Linked DNA regions of Homo sapiens: region 1 is linked to region 2. Evidence: chromatin contacts called from ENCODE Hi-C data. All regions are on one chromosome and are shown on one strand. The core of a region is the stretch at or near the end of the contact, and the rest is flanking DNA. Distances in the headings are between cores, read along the strand shown. Region 1 has its middle 40 kb from the start of FAM245B. Region 2 holds the start of FAM245B (family with sequence similarity 245 member B).

Region 1 (7,201 bases), core at 1,216-3,715, 39 kb after region 2:
AGTGCATGCCACCATGCCCAGCTAATGTTTGAATTTTTTGTAGAGTCAAGATCTCACCATGTTGCCCAGGCTGGTCTCAAACTCCTGGGCTCAAGTGATCCTCCCACCTTGGCTTCCCAAAGTGCTGGGATTACAGGGATGAGCCGCTATGCCTGGCAAGAATTCTGCTTTCTGATAATTCACAAACATGGGCAATGAATAGTCACCAGGTTCAAAATACCGTATGTCTAAACAGAGGTTTTGGCTTCAAATGGGTATATTGAAAGAGATCCTTACTTGTTATTCTCCTCACCCACTGCCAACCTCTTTCAATTTGAAGATGAGAAAGCCATTTTCCCTTCCTGAGGTTGAGTGATTCCCTTCACCACTTCTGCAAGAAGGGGAGGTAGCCAAGCAGACAGGTACTAGTGCCCCTGTATCTAGTAGCCATTACGTGTTGGTATAGGGTATACAGAAAGTGGGGATGCCCACTGCTTTGGCTTTGGGGGGTCTTGGTCAATTACCCTTCCAAGTTTTGGAGTGCTAAGCCACCTTTCTTTCTCTATAATCCATTGCTTCTCAATCCCAAGGAGGAAAGTCTGAGCAGGGTTGATGTTTGACTGCACAGTGCTTGGGGCACTGGGTGTTTGTGTGTGAAGTTTACCCACAAGAAGCTGCAGCATTTTTTCTACCCTCCCACTCTCAACAGATTCAGCCCCTCTCGAGGGGCTGGGTACGATTTCCACTGGGAGTCACAGGTAAGTAATGGGAGCCTCAGGGACAGCTCTTTTAAAGAATTCTGAGAATAAAAGTTTTTCAGATAGAAAATATACAATATCTCAGGGACTGGCAGTTTGAGAGAACTTCCCTAGTCAATTTTAAAAGCTAGCTTTTTTATATGTTTCTGAAAACATCAACCTTAATATTAATAATATTTTAAGAGAATGTATTTATTATACAGATCATAAAGAGCATATTCTAAGCTGAACATACTTATTTGGTCTACTGTAAAAACAAATTATATTTAGGGGAGTATGTGCTTACAACTATATCTTGTATATAATTGATTCTCAAATTGTGAAATAAATGTACTCATTAAACTTTTAGAATGCAAAATTACAGGTAATTTTTCTAGCACACAGCAGATATCTGTATAGCTGACTCCCCCATCTCATTCAGGTCTCTGTTAAAAACTTCATTCTGAGAGGCTCTCCCTGACCACTGTATTTAAAAGAGCACCTCTTTCTCACTCCCACTTTCCTGCCTCTCCTACCTTACTTGTTTCTTCATATCGTTTATTATTACTGACTTTGCATTATACATGTGTTTAGTATCTGGCTTCCCTACCTGGCAAGTTAGCACCACGAGGGCAGACTTTGTTATGTTCACTGCTTTAATTCCTGGTTCCTAACATAGAAAATGGCATACATTAGGCACTCAAATACATGCTGAATTAATATACGAATATTCTGACTCTTAAAATTTTAAAAAGAAAGAAAAGCTATGGCCACAAAAAATTTTGACATACATGTACTTTTAAATAACTTACCATAAGCCTCCATACATATCATGAAAGGACTCAGTATACAACATTGGGGATGGGGGTGACGGGGAGATGATGGTCAAAGGGCACAAAGCCTCAATTAGACAGGAGGAATACATTTCTTGGAGATAAATTGCACAGCATGGTGAATACAGTAAATAATAATAGATTACACATTTGGCCCAACATGGTAGTTCACGCTTGTAATCCCAACACTGGAAGGCTGAGGTGGGAGGATCACTTGAGCTCAGGAGTTTGAAACCAGCCTGGCCAACATAGTGAGACCTCATTTCTACAACAACAACAAAAAGTACTGCACATTTCAAAATCACTGAGTAAATTTCAGATGTTCTCACCAGAAAAAATGATAATTATTTGCAATTGTTTCCAGTGGTGAACAGGTTAATCAGCTTGACTTAATTATGTAATGTTGTATTCATAAATCATAAAATTACTTTGTACCTCATAAATATACATCTACAATTTGTCAATTTACAATTTAAAAAATAAAAAAATTGAAAGGCTTTCCAGTCAGATGAGGCCCACAGAAAAGGAAAAAAAAATTGTAAATAATATTAAGATGAATCCTTTGTATCTTAAAAAAAATTGAGTTGGGTGTGGGGGCATGTGCCCGTAGTCCCAGATGCTCAGGAGGCTGGGGCAGGAGAATCGCTTGAGCCCAGGAGTTGCAGGCTGCAGTGAGCTACGCTCAGGTCACTGCACTCCACCCCAGCAACAGAGCCAGACCTTTTCTCAAAAAAAAATTGTTTCAACACTAAAATGTGCTTTTCAAATTATTCAAAATGCTTCTAAGTAATACCACATATTTAATGATAACTACACTAAGCCAGGAAAATAGTCAGGCGCTGTGCCCAGGCGACCCAGCCTGCACCATCCGCTTGCATGGAGGGGTGCTAACGCCGCCCTCCTACGATGGGCGTCACAACTGCGAGGAACATTGCACATGGGGAATCTGGCACGGTGCCCTGCAAGTGGTCAAACAGGCAAATCTCAACTGTTACCACTGCTATAACAAGTATTACAAAGCAATGGCATGTAACAAAGCAATTAAAAAGTCTAAACTGACAGGAGTTTGAACAAATGACTTAAACCTTGGTTTCATTACTTCTACATAAATTCACGGGAAGTGGTAAAACAATGTATTAATTAAGAACTAGTATTTCTTCTCCCACACATAAATCACTTTTTTCATTGCTCTTTTAGAGCCTGTGGAAGTCATCACTACATTATTTTTAATTTTCCTTGCTTTCTTAAGTGGAGGAAAAGTTACTTTCTTTTAACTTAGAAACTTAAAAATTTTAACTTGCATTTAGCAGGGAGCTAAAAACTGCTGGAACCAATGATATTCATAAATCAAACAGAAGCATTCAAATGGCAAGCCTAATATTCTAGAAATAGATGTTACTAAAAATTAGGAACCAGACCCCTGCTTCCACACAACAGTGTAAACAGAATGTCCATTTTATCATAAGTCATGGAATGATATGAGTCAGAAACTGTGTGTGTATAACAAAAGACATGTTCCGCTGGATGGAACCCAGGAATTCTTGTTTGTAAAGTTAAATTTTCTTTCCCAGCTACACCCATTTAGAGAGCTCAACCTGCTAAACAGTGAAGAGAAGCAGTTTCACAAATTACCTCTCACACCACAGGCATTTTCTGTAGGCTATGAACCAATAAAGGTTCAGTGAATGGAAGTACAGGAGGTATAAAGAAAGTACCAGCTTAGTGGAAGAAGCCCTGGAGCCAACAGAGTAGGGACAAGGAGGGGATAGAAGTGAATGCAAGTGATATTGCCTGGGCTAAAGAAGAAACATTTTCATTTTAAATTTCTAGTTAACCAGTGATACACACATGTTTTTAATTCTAGAAATTGGCAAATACCGAGTACTGGGATACCTAAACCGTTAATCTGAAAAAAAAAAAAATTTTAAAGTTGCACCCATTAATAAAATAGTCTGCAGCGATACTTGAGACAAAACAATCTCCAATAAGACACAATGTACCCACACAGAGAAAAAGCCAGTTACTCTTCCTTCTCTGGGTTTGGAAACCAAAGATAACTATCAAAAATATACTGTCACCTGAAAATTCTTAACTACATTCTAAGGCACATTAAGATATTTAAGTAAGGAGGCCGGATGTGGTGGCTCACGCCTATAATCCCAGCACTTTGGGAGGCCGAGCTGGGCAGATCACTTGAGGTCAGGAGTTCGAGACCAGCTTGGCCAACATGGTGAAACCCCCATCTTTACTAAGAATACAAAAATTAGCTGGGTGTGGTGGCATGCTCCTGTATTTCCTAGCTACTCACGAGGCTAAGGCGGAGGTTACAGTGAGCTGAGATTGCACTACTGCATTCCAGCCTGGGCGACGGTTTGAGACTCTGCCTCAAAAAAAAAAAAAAAAAAGTAAGACTCCAAAAAGGAAGGTACTCTACTTAATGGATTGGGAAAAATTAGCACAACTGGAGAATGTGAAGGACAAAATGATGTGACATATACATACAAAGTTCTGAAAGGCAGGGAAAGCTTAGCACTTTTTAATGCCCATTCCCATTCAAATATACTCAATTTGAAGTTATTCAATAAAGTCAAATAATAGGTAAATACATATGCATACAAGAAAATCAGAAAATCTTAAAATATTTAATCCAAAATGAAGCAAGAAGGATCTTATGTGGTCTGAATATTGTCACTTTTTATAAAACCAAGCCTTTCCTCCTTCAGCAGAGAAGGCTGAAGGTGAACAGGACCAACAGAGATCAAACAGGGGCACAGAACAGAAAGTAGGGGGAGGAAGAAGAGATGTTTTATTCCAGAAATGAAGGAAAGTAAATTATGTTTTTGTATCCCAAAGTCTTAGAGGGTTAGGCATGGTGGCTCATGCCTGTAGTCCTAGCACATTGGGAGGCTGAGGCAGGAGAACTTGAGCTCAGGTGTGCAAGACCAGCCTGGACAACAATAGTGAGATCCCATCTCTACACCCCCCACCCCCAAACACACACACACATCTTAAAACTCTGTTAGACTCCATTGATGCATTACTAGTGTTTGGGATCAACTGGGTCTTTGGTCAACTGTGCTAGTAGGAATGAAGGTAAATACTTTTAACAAAGAGCAGGAGTCCACGGCTGGCTAAGCTAGATAGTGAATGGGCTTGGTACACAGGTGTCGGCCACAGAGCTGATGCCATTAGACACATGGCCTAAAAATCAAGACCACCCTGCTGACAAAGTAATCTGTGCATCCAGCTCACCAGAGGAAACTAAAGACACACCACCCATGATGTTTATTATTTATCAATCTCAGTAAAGCTGGAGGAAGGGCTAGGGATAGAATGACGTATGTACTACAATGGGAACTTTTAAGTCATTCCTTCTATTCTGAACAGAAACCAACTAAACAGTTATTTTATGTTAACTGGTATCCAGATGTTTCCAAAGAATATTAGTGAAATGCAGACATCTGCAACTATACACAGCACAAAGCACTGATCTGATTTTTAACTTAATTACCACAGATATTCCTTAGTATGCTCAAGTCTAATGAGCAGTGCATGCTAAGTTTCTCTAGGAGAAATAAAAATCAAAAGCAAAAACTAGCTTAAGTTGCTATAGTGATGAAGAAAACAAACCAGCTCATTACTTTAAAAAAGATTCAGTGAAAACCACAATTGACTAAGCTTGAATTTTTCTTCCTTTTCCTAGCTGACTCAAAAGCAAACACACAAAAGCCTCCAGCTAGAGTCACTGTTTTTTTTTATAATTAATCATTAACAAAACATTTATGAAAATTCAAATGGTTTTAAAATTACTTGAACCTGTTTCTCTTAATAGGGTTTGATTTATTCATCAGAAATCTGATTTCCAGCTGTACTCTCTCACTTTTCAGGAACTATTTATAAAATAACCAAGAGTTCTACCACAAGCACAGAACCCCCAGAAAAGCAAAAAGGCCTCAGAACAACTCTTAATATTCATACGTTAACACTCTTGCCACTTACTCATCAGATCATATTTTTTCACTTAATATTAATGTACTTTCTAATCCACAATAATGTAGCGTAACTTAATTTAAAATGAGGAGAGGAAGGTTAGAAGCAGGGAGGAACTATTAATGACCACCCGTAAGTAATGACCATCTGAAATACTATGTCTCAGATAAAAATTCAGACATTCAGTATGGGGAAGGAGCACTGCATATAGGAGCTAAGAAAAAGTACACACTTTAGGCTGGGTGTGGTGGCTCATGCCTGTAATCCCAGCACTTTGGGAGGCTGAGGCGGGCAGATCATTTGAGGTCAGGAGTTCGAGACCAGCCTGGCCAACATGGTGAAACCCTGTCTCTACTAAACATACAAAAAAATTAGCTGGGCGTGGTGGTGCACGCCTGTAATCCCAGCTACTGGGGAGGCTGAGGCAGGAGAATTGCTTGAACCCAGGAGACAGAGGTTGCAATGAGCTGAGATTGCACCACTGCACTTCAGCCTGGGTGACAGAGTGAGACTCCATCTCAAAAAAAAAAAAAAAAAAAAAAAGAAAAATTATACTTTAATTGCTTTAGCAGCATCAATGTACTGTTCTGTATAAAGTAGGCAAATACCATCTTAGATTTTTAATTCATTGTCTAAATCTTTTATTTTAACCTGAATAAATTTTGAAAAGACAACTAAGCTTTCTGGGAAGCAAATGTTTAGCTGATATTGGAAAAATATAATGTAGTGACAGATCAAGAAAAAAAAGGAAAAATACTTTTTTTCATTAAAAATTTAAAATTATAATACATATGTATGTATTTCTGTCAAAATTGAAATACAAAAAGAAATCTGAAGACTCCCTTGACTACCACTTGTGACTCCAGTCTTCTCTAAGTGTACATCCTTCCAAATCATATTCCCTGCAGTTATATATGTACATATCCATAAAACATACAGCTTTCTTTTATGTTAGGTATTTAACTTACAGCCTGATGGATGAAAGATTATGCATTAAAAGGGGGATCTTGTTAATTTTTTTGGTAGATTCTTTTATTCTGATCTTGATTAACAGTAAACTTAGTTGCACTTTCACACCAAATACCTCTTGGAAACAGAAATGATGCTAGTTAAAATGGCGAATATAAAGTTGGACTTAGTAAAAGATAACAGTAACTTGTTATTAAAAACTTTCAAAGGGATACCTCAGGTATCCAGTTTCATGTAAATTACTTACAAGTCTAGGTGATATTTGAGATGGGTCTTAAGAGAGGAAGAGGAATCCTAGGGAGGGGGAGGCGAGGCATGGACAGGCAGAAGGACTGCACTGTGCAAGGGCATGATGGAGAGAAGTACATGCCTAGTTTTCCAGTTTTCCTGAGGATAATTTTACACCAGATCTTCTTTATTTTAAAAATCCAATCCTTTTTCTTAATAACCCCTGTCTGTTCCTGATACCACCATTTTTTTCTACCAGTCTCTCAGGCTAGAAATTTTGTAGTTATCTTTGCCTCTTCTCTCCATCCTGTAAATCCTACCTGTTGGGAATACATTACTGTCCTTTCTTCAAAATGTTTTATCTGTCTTTTCTTTTTCATTCTCTGCTATTAACTATAACTTCATTCTCAGTTCCACTGCTGCCTAGCTTTCTGTGTCCTGCTAGGTTCATCATTATCCATCCAA
Region 2 (7,329 bases), core at 3,442-5,941:
AATTAAATTAATATCCTCAGTACCTCTTATGCCTTTAATGCTATCAGGATCAGTAGATGTGATTTTAAATGACGATTCATATAAATAGGAATATACGTAAAATTTAAAAATACTAAGTGAATTTATACCTAATTGTACTACATTATTAAGTATAATTTTCTGAGTGTTACTCCTAACCAGTAGCAAATATGTTATATATATGAGATATATGATATGTGTATATATGATATATGATATATATGTTATGATATATATATGATATGTGATATATATGTTACTGGGTAGCAGGTACAGTAGCAAGTTTTCTTTCTTAAAAGAATGGTATACTCTGGGTCTAAGAATGACAAACAGATGATGTGGTGGTCACTTACCAGAGTATTTTATTTATACTGATCTGTACCCCTAGAATATTCAAAAATGAGGATGTATGAGATATATAATACTTTTTATTCTATTTTTCTGAGTTTTCCCTCCCAGTTAGGTTTTCGGAATACAAACATGGAGCAGTTACATGACATAAGGGCAAATAGTATAAGAATTATTACACTTTATTCATTTGTATCTTGTATACTTCCTCTATTGGGTAAATGGATAGATGCAATGAACTGCTAAATAATACCTGTTGAATCCAACCTGAGTGAAAACAAAATCTTATGCCTATTGAAAAGCATACAATGTTTGTAGTAGGGAGAAAGGAATATGATAGATGTCTGATATTTAAATGTAAAAACGTTGGCCGGGCACTGTGGCTCACGCCTGTAATCCCAGCACTATTGGAGTCCGAGGCACAGGCAGATCATCTGAGGTCAGGAGTTCAAAACCAGCCTGGCCAATTTGGTGAAACCCCGTCTCTAATAAAATACAAAAATTAGCCAGGCTTGGTGGTGCCTGCCTGTAGTCCCAGCTACTTGGGAGGCTGGAGCAGGAGAATCACTTGAACCCGGGAAGTGGAGGTTGTAGTGAGCTGAGACCGTGCCACTGTGCTTCAACCTAGGTGACAGAGCAAGACTCCGTCTCAAAAAAAAAAAAAAGTAAGAACATTATATGCTAACGTGAATGAAATATAAACAATTTTTAATTTTATATTATATACAATGGCAGATCATAGCTGCACCTGTAAGAGAAGATCAAATTAAAATCAGTTATCTGTTTGTTTATTCTCTTATCAGTGCCTGGCTTTCTAGAAAAATTTAGCGATTTTCATGGAATTCTCTGATAAACATTATGAACTCATTTCTTTCTATAATATGTTGGTAATATTGGCCGTATATAATAATTTAGAACCTCTTATTCTCCTTTATTTTTCTCAGAGCAGTCATTGCCATTTGACATGTTATATTTTATTTTTGTTAGTTTCCTATTTTACCATACAGCTAATTAAAATGAACTTTTCATTAATTCAATTACTGTTCTTTTCACTGTTATAGCCCAAGTATCTAAAACAGTGTCTAGCACTAAGTAGTCACCAGGTAAGTCTTTGCTGAGTGAATAAATCTTAGAAGGAAAGGAGAGAGAAAATCTAGATCCTTTATAGTATCCATGGTTTTCTACAAACAGGTAGAATGTAATATTTTATTATTTTGCACCATGTAAGTTAGAATCATTGTGGAACATCACATTTATACAATTCTTATTAGACTATATCTAGATCTCTTTTAAAATAAGCAAGCAAGCAAGCAAACAAACAGCAATGAAGATACGCTGAAGAAGTTTTGGGAGGAGGACCTACATCTTTACAGTTTCACCCACAACTTACCCATACCCTCCTTCAATGAATTCCTAGGGCTTCTTAGAAAATAGTGGATGCAATTCAGGAAGTGTTTGTTTTAAAACACCAAGAATGATGACTGTCCAAATTCAGAATGTGTTCATGTATTCCATAGACAATGACTGAATATCTACTAGGTTCTGAAAAATGTACTAGTTGCTGTGGTGGATAAAATAATAATAATACACTGTAAGACAGTCAGGGGAAGAGGTTGGTTTGGTTTAGGATGCATGATAAGATATCTCATGAAGTATCTATATACTCAATTTTAGAAAATGGATCCCACTCTTAAAAACTGGATTCATTGATGGCATTATCAAATTGTTTCAATGTTAAATTTCACTATCTATAGTGTTGGAATATTAGTCCAGTAACAATATGAAACCAAAGATACATCACTATCCAGTAAGGCAGTTTATATTATTACCACATAGTACAATGTGTTAACAGAGATCAAAGATAAATGAACACTTCCAACATAAAACGTATAATAATTTACTTCAGGTAACATATTTTTAAATTATGGGTATAATTATGGGCATAATCATAATTACTACTTAGAAATGTATTATGTGTATCATTTAACATTTTATATATAACATTTTGAATTTTTAAAATATTTATGGGTCCTTGTTGTTAAAATGAAGTGGCGTTCCAGAAATAGTTGATTGTAGATTTGTTGCACGTAAAACAGAGAAATCCAGCATTTATAGGTAACACCACAGTTAAGAGGAAAGAAAACTAAGAAAATTGCAGTAGAATACTTTTGTGAGGAAAAAATGAAATGTCAAAGATAAAATTTTTATGGTTCTTTAATCACAATCATCAAATTGTAACAAATGGAACTTTAAAATTGAATTTGTCTCTTGTCTGAATTACACCTGAGATTATACCTGCACACCAAGTGAAGAATCATATTTCAAAATGCATTTCATTTGGCTTTTAACACAGTTATTCTGTTGAAGACATTTCTGTAAAGCTTGCCAGATACAGGAAAAGCAATTTAATAAACACTGTGATCAAATAACTACTCAATTGTTCTTCATCTTTTTTAACATTTAACACCTTGCAGATCATTGCTACAATAAAGTGTGTTATCCCCTTTTCACAATGATTCATTAACCTGTATTAATTGTTCTTTACAAAGTTGTTTTTATACATCTTACTAACTACCAATGTGAGGAAAAGGTCTATGTTGCTTTCATTCAGTAGAAAACACATGCACTTTAATAATATTGTTTCTTAAAAAACACCTATTGGTTTGTTTTCTTTCAGTTTCTCATTTATCATCATTTGTTCATCTTCACTGAAAGCTGAACATATGCAGCCTAACAACAACTTGAATTAATTGAATGTTTCGTATCTATTCTCCAAATTAAATTTTCAGTTTTGCTCACCTTTTCATGATTATATTAAGAAAATGTAGCCATAATTGCTTGTATGGGAAAAATTACTGAGAAAGACATTCAGATTAAATGTAGGAAATGCTCTAAGGATCTTTGAAAGGAAAGAAATGTCAGGTTCTATATTGTATTCAAGGAAGATAGGAGATGAAAGTGTCAGATATGCAAGGCAGATAAGAAAATAGTTTTTAAAAATAAGTCATAGACATTCTTTTTCTGATAGTTATTGAAAAATCCTGTTCATCAAAAGATATCTTAAATCAATAAAGATTTCCTCAACAACCAGACAAAATCGTTCTGTGTGTGTGTATGTCTTATTGGAACTGTAATTATATTTACAATACTATAATTAGTCGTGTTATTAACTCTTGTTACTCACTAGAACATTATTGGTAATAAGCAGTGACATATCTTAAAGATTTTTCTTGTGTCCCAGCGTCTGCCCAGTGATTAATATGTTAAGCTCCATAAATGTTTATTCAACGAGTAAATTAGTGACTAGGTACTAAGTTCTTATTCTTGTGTACAGTCACCTATCAAATCTTTCCACTCTTCTCTGGGCAATTGGGGAAGCTATGTATAGAAAATGGAAGAGTCTCTGTCAGCCTGGGTTACTAAGGGTGAACCTGAACTTTCTCTGAGTGAAAAAAAAATCTATTTTACTGAGCCACAGAGATTTGGATATTCATATTTTATAGCAGTATTAACTAATACAAGGTATTTTTAACCTTTAAAAGAAAAGAAGAAAAAGTAGAAGTGATACTAATTTCCCAGATGCCATCCAACTCCTCTTTCACCAATAGATAGCATTGAAAGGCGGGAATCAGTGCCTCCTCCTAGTGATAGTGCCTCAGTTGAGCAGGGCTTATTCCGAACTCAGTATGCAACATCCCGACAGGGCAAATCTAGGGATTGCTCTCAAGTCACTATCCAACATCCCGATGGGTTGAATGGCATGCCAAACACAGCAATAAGCACTATAAAAAAGCCAGGCCGCCCCGGGGTGGGGCCACGTGGCTTCAGACCAGAGAGCGGAGCTACCTTGGCCCAAGCGCTGCAGCTGCCTGAACCCCAGGGCTTCGCAGCCTTGCTTGTTTTCTCTGAACCGCAATAGGACGGTGTTCACAGCGATTCAAAGGGTGGCATTGGGTTGGACGTTTTGGTTACGAGCCAGCCTATTCCCACATTGTACGTGAATGTTTAATGTGCTCTCAAAACATGGAAAATAAGTTTAGTGCACATAGCTAAATCACAAAACATCCGATTTCTGTTTCCTCAGGAAGTCATTACTGCGCCACCACATCACGTGACCTTAACATGATCAATGTATTTCTCTGCCTTGACATTTAAATAAACTATATAAATTAAGATAAGTAGATTAGAAAATCATTCAAATTATACCATAATCTGTACAAATATTGTGTCCCCTGCCAGGCAAGGGACAGGGTGCGGGCGACGGCCGCGTGGCCAAGGCCCCGCAGGAAAGCGCCCAGGTCTCCCTCACTCTCCAGGTGCCCTTTGCACCCAACAGTGCGTGTGAGGAACGAACTGCTGTTTGAGCGTCCCCTGAGATTGTGCGTAGCCCCGTGTAAATGTAATAGCCTCCATGGCTTAATTGGCTAGCAAGCGAATTTTCCCAGATGAAAGCAATGTTGGGTTAGGGGACGACGGTGCAGCCACCCAGCCTTTACCAGCAGCGTGCTGCAGACGAAGGCAGTCAAGGTGTGGAGGTGATCACGCAGGTACATGTTTTTGACTGTTTAATTTGAAAGTTCACATTTTTTATGCTTTGTGTTGATGTGTAATTTTTGTACTCTTGGTGACTAGTTTTTGTCAAATCTTTTTTGGAATATTGCTTAAATGTTTTGATTTTATGATAGTGAAGCTTGTATTCGGTGTTTTGCCAATTAATATTTTATGCTAGTAAAAAAAGCAAAAGAGAAAAAAAAAGATCTTAGTCTGTTTCTAAGGCCCAGACCACACAAAGTATCCATTTTCCTCTCTTGTCTATAAAACAAAACTCACCTTATCAACAGTTTCTGTTCTACCCAAAGATGTTAAATAAAGTCCAAGGTAGTGGGATGGGGGAAGTGATGTTTTATTGTCTATGGCACGTGTGTTCCTAGGACCTATAAAAAGGAAAGCAGGTAAATGACTTTGATCTGTTTGATAAATGATTTTTATCTTGAGTAGTGTAGTCACTTAAATATGTTGATCCTCCTTCTGGGTGGAAATTATTTCAATACCATGTTGTTTTTGTTATTATTAACTATATATATTATTATGTATATAATAATACATAAAAGTTATAGGAATGAAATAAAAAATTATTGAAATCCTAACACACAGTTGTAGCTATTTTTCATTCATGTATTTATTAAATATTATTAAATTATTCACCACATAATAAATAGTAAAGCATTTTCCACATAATCATATCTACCGTTTTATTCATGGAAATCATTTTATTTGATTATTTAATATTTATTTTAGATTAAGCATGCATGTGTACATTTGTTACATGAATATATTGCATGATGCTGAGGTTTGGGCTTCTATTGAACATATTATCTGAATAGTAAACATAGTATCCAATAAGTAGCTTTTCAAACCTTGCCTTCCTTCCTTCCCCTGTTTTGGAGTCCCCAGTGTCTGTTATTTCCATCCTTTTGCTCCTGTGTACCCAAAGTTTAGCTCTCACCTATAAGTGAGGACATGCGGTATTTGGTTTTCTGTTTACATCTTAATTCATTTAGGATGATGGCATCCAGGCACATCTATGTTACTGCAAAGGAAAGGATTTCATTCTTTCTTCTGGCTACATAGTATTCCATGGTGTATATGCATCATAGTTTCTTTATCCAATCCACCATTGTTGGAAACCAATGTTGATTCCATGTCTTTGCTATTTCATATTTGCAATATAACATGCAAGTGTGCAGAAGCTCTTTAGTTTAATTTGGTCTCACTTGTCAACTTTTGTTTTTGTTGCTTTTGTGTTTTAGTACTTAGTCATAAATTCTTTGCATAGGCCAATATCCAAAAGAGCTTCTTAGGTCTAATTCTAGGCTTCTTATAGTCTAAAGTTTTACATTTAAGTCTTTAATCAATCTTGAGTTAATTTTTTTATATGGTGAGAGACAGGAGTCTAATTTCATTCTTCTGAATATGGTTAGCCAGTTTTCCCAGCACCATTAATTGAATAGGGTATACTTGCCCCATTGTATTTTTATCAATTTTGTTAAAGATCAGTTGGTTGTAGGTATGGGACTTCATTTCTGGATTCTCTATTTTGTTCCATTGGTCTATGTGTCTGTTTTTGTACCCAAACCATGCTATTTTGGTTATTGTAGCCTTGTAGTATAGTTTGAAGTCAGGTAATGTGTTGCCCCTGCCTTTGTTCTTTTAGCTTAAGATTGCTTTGGCTATTCAGGCTCTTTTTTAGTTAAATACAAATTTTAGAATTGATTTTCTAATTCTGTGTAAAAATAACTTTGGCAGTTTGATAGGAACTGCATTGAATTTGTAGATTGCTTTGGGCAGTAAAGACATTTTAATGATGTTGATTCTTCCAATCCATAAGCATGTAATATTTTTCCATTTGTTTGTGTCATCTATGATTTCATTCAGCAGTGTTTTGTAGTTCTACTTAAAGAGATCTTTTACCTCCTTGGATAGAGGTATTCCTAAGTATTTCTTTTTTTTTTTTTCTGTGGCTCTTGTAAATGGGATTGTGTTCTTGACTTGGTTCTCAGTTTGAATATTGCATTGTATAGAAATACTACTGCTGTTTGTATATTGATTTCTTATCTTAAAACTTTACTGAAATTTTTAATCAACTCTAGGAGTCTTTGGTCAGAATCATTAGGGTTTTCTAGGTATAGAATCCTATCATCAGTGAAGAAATAAAATTTAATTTCCTCTTTTCCTATTTGGATGCCTTTTGTTTCTTGCTTTTGTCTGATCATTCTGGCTAGGGCTTCCAGTATTAAGTTGAATAAGAGTGGTGAAAGTGGATATTCTTGTCTTGTTCTTGTTCTTATGAGAATTCTTTCAACTTTTGCCTGTTTAGTATAATGTAGACTAGGTTTGTCAATAGATGGTTCTTATTATTTTAGGTATGTTCTTTGAATGCCTAGTCTATTGAGGGTTTTAATT

The links. Hi-C counts contacts between places; a loop is a spot of excess contacts on that map. Pooled maps may share reads with other maps.
Region 1: a pooled map shows a loop between it and region 2 (16-fold over the local background). The contact joins the enhancer-like site here to the promoter of FAM245B in region 2. A Hi-C loop is called at or near these places in 4 of 50 pooled maps.

Annotation. Positions count from the first base shown.
Region 1 is chr10:46,777,331-46,784,531 of GRCh38, forward strand. It overlaps the pseudogene GLUD1P2. Among named protein-coding and RNA genes, the nearest start is that of FAM245B, 40 kb to the left of the region's middle. Within about 2 kb of position 2,466, at least 3 of the 41 ENCODE cell types and tissues checked have a DNase peak (open chromatin) inside an H3K27ac peak, as active enhancers do.
Region 2 is chr10:46,735,880-46,743,208 of GRCh38, forward strand. It overlaps FAM245B (family with sequence similarity 245 member B), which reads left to right and starts at 4,692. Exons shown (of 3, transcript NR_187477.1): 1 at 4,692-4,913.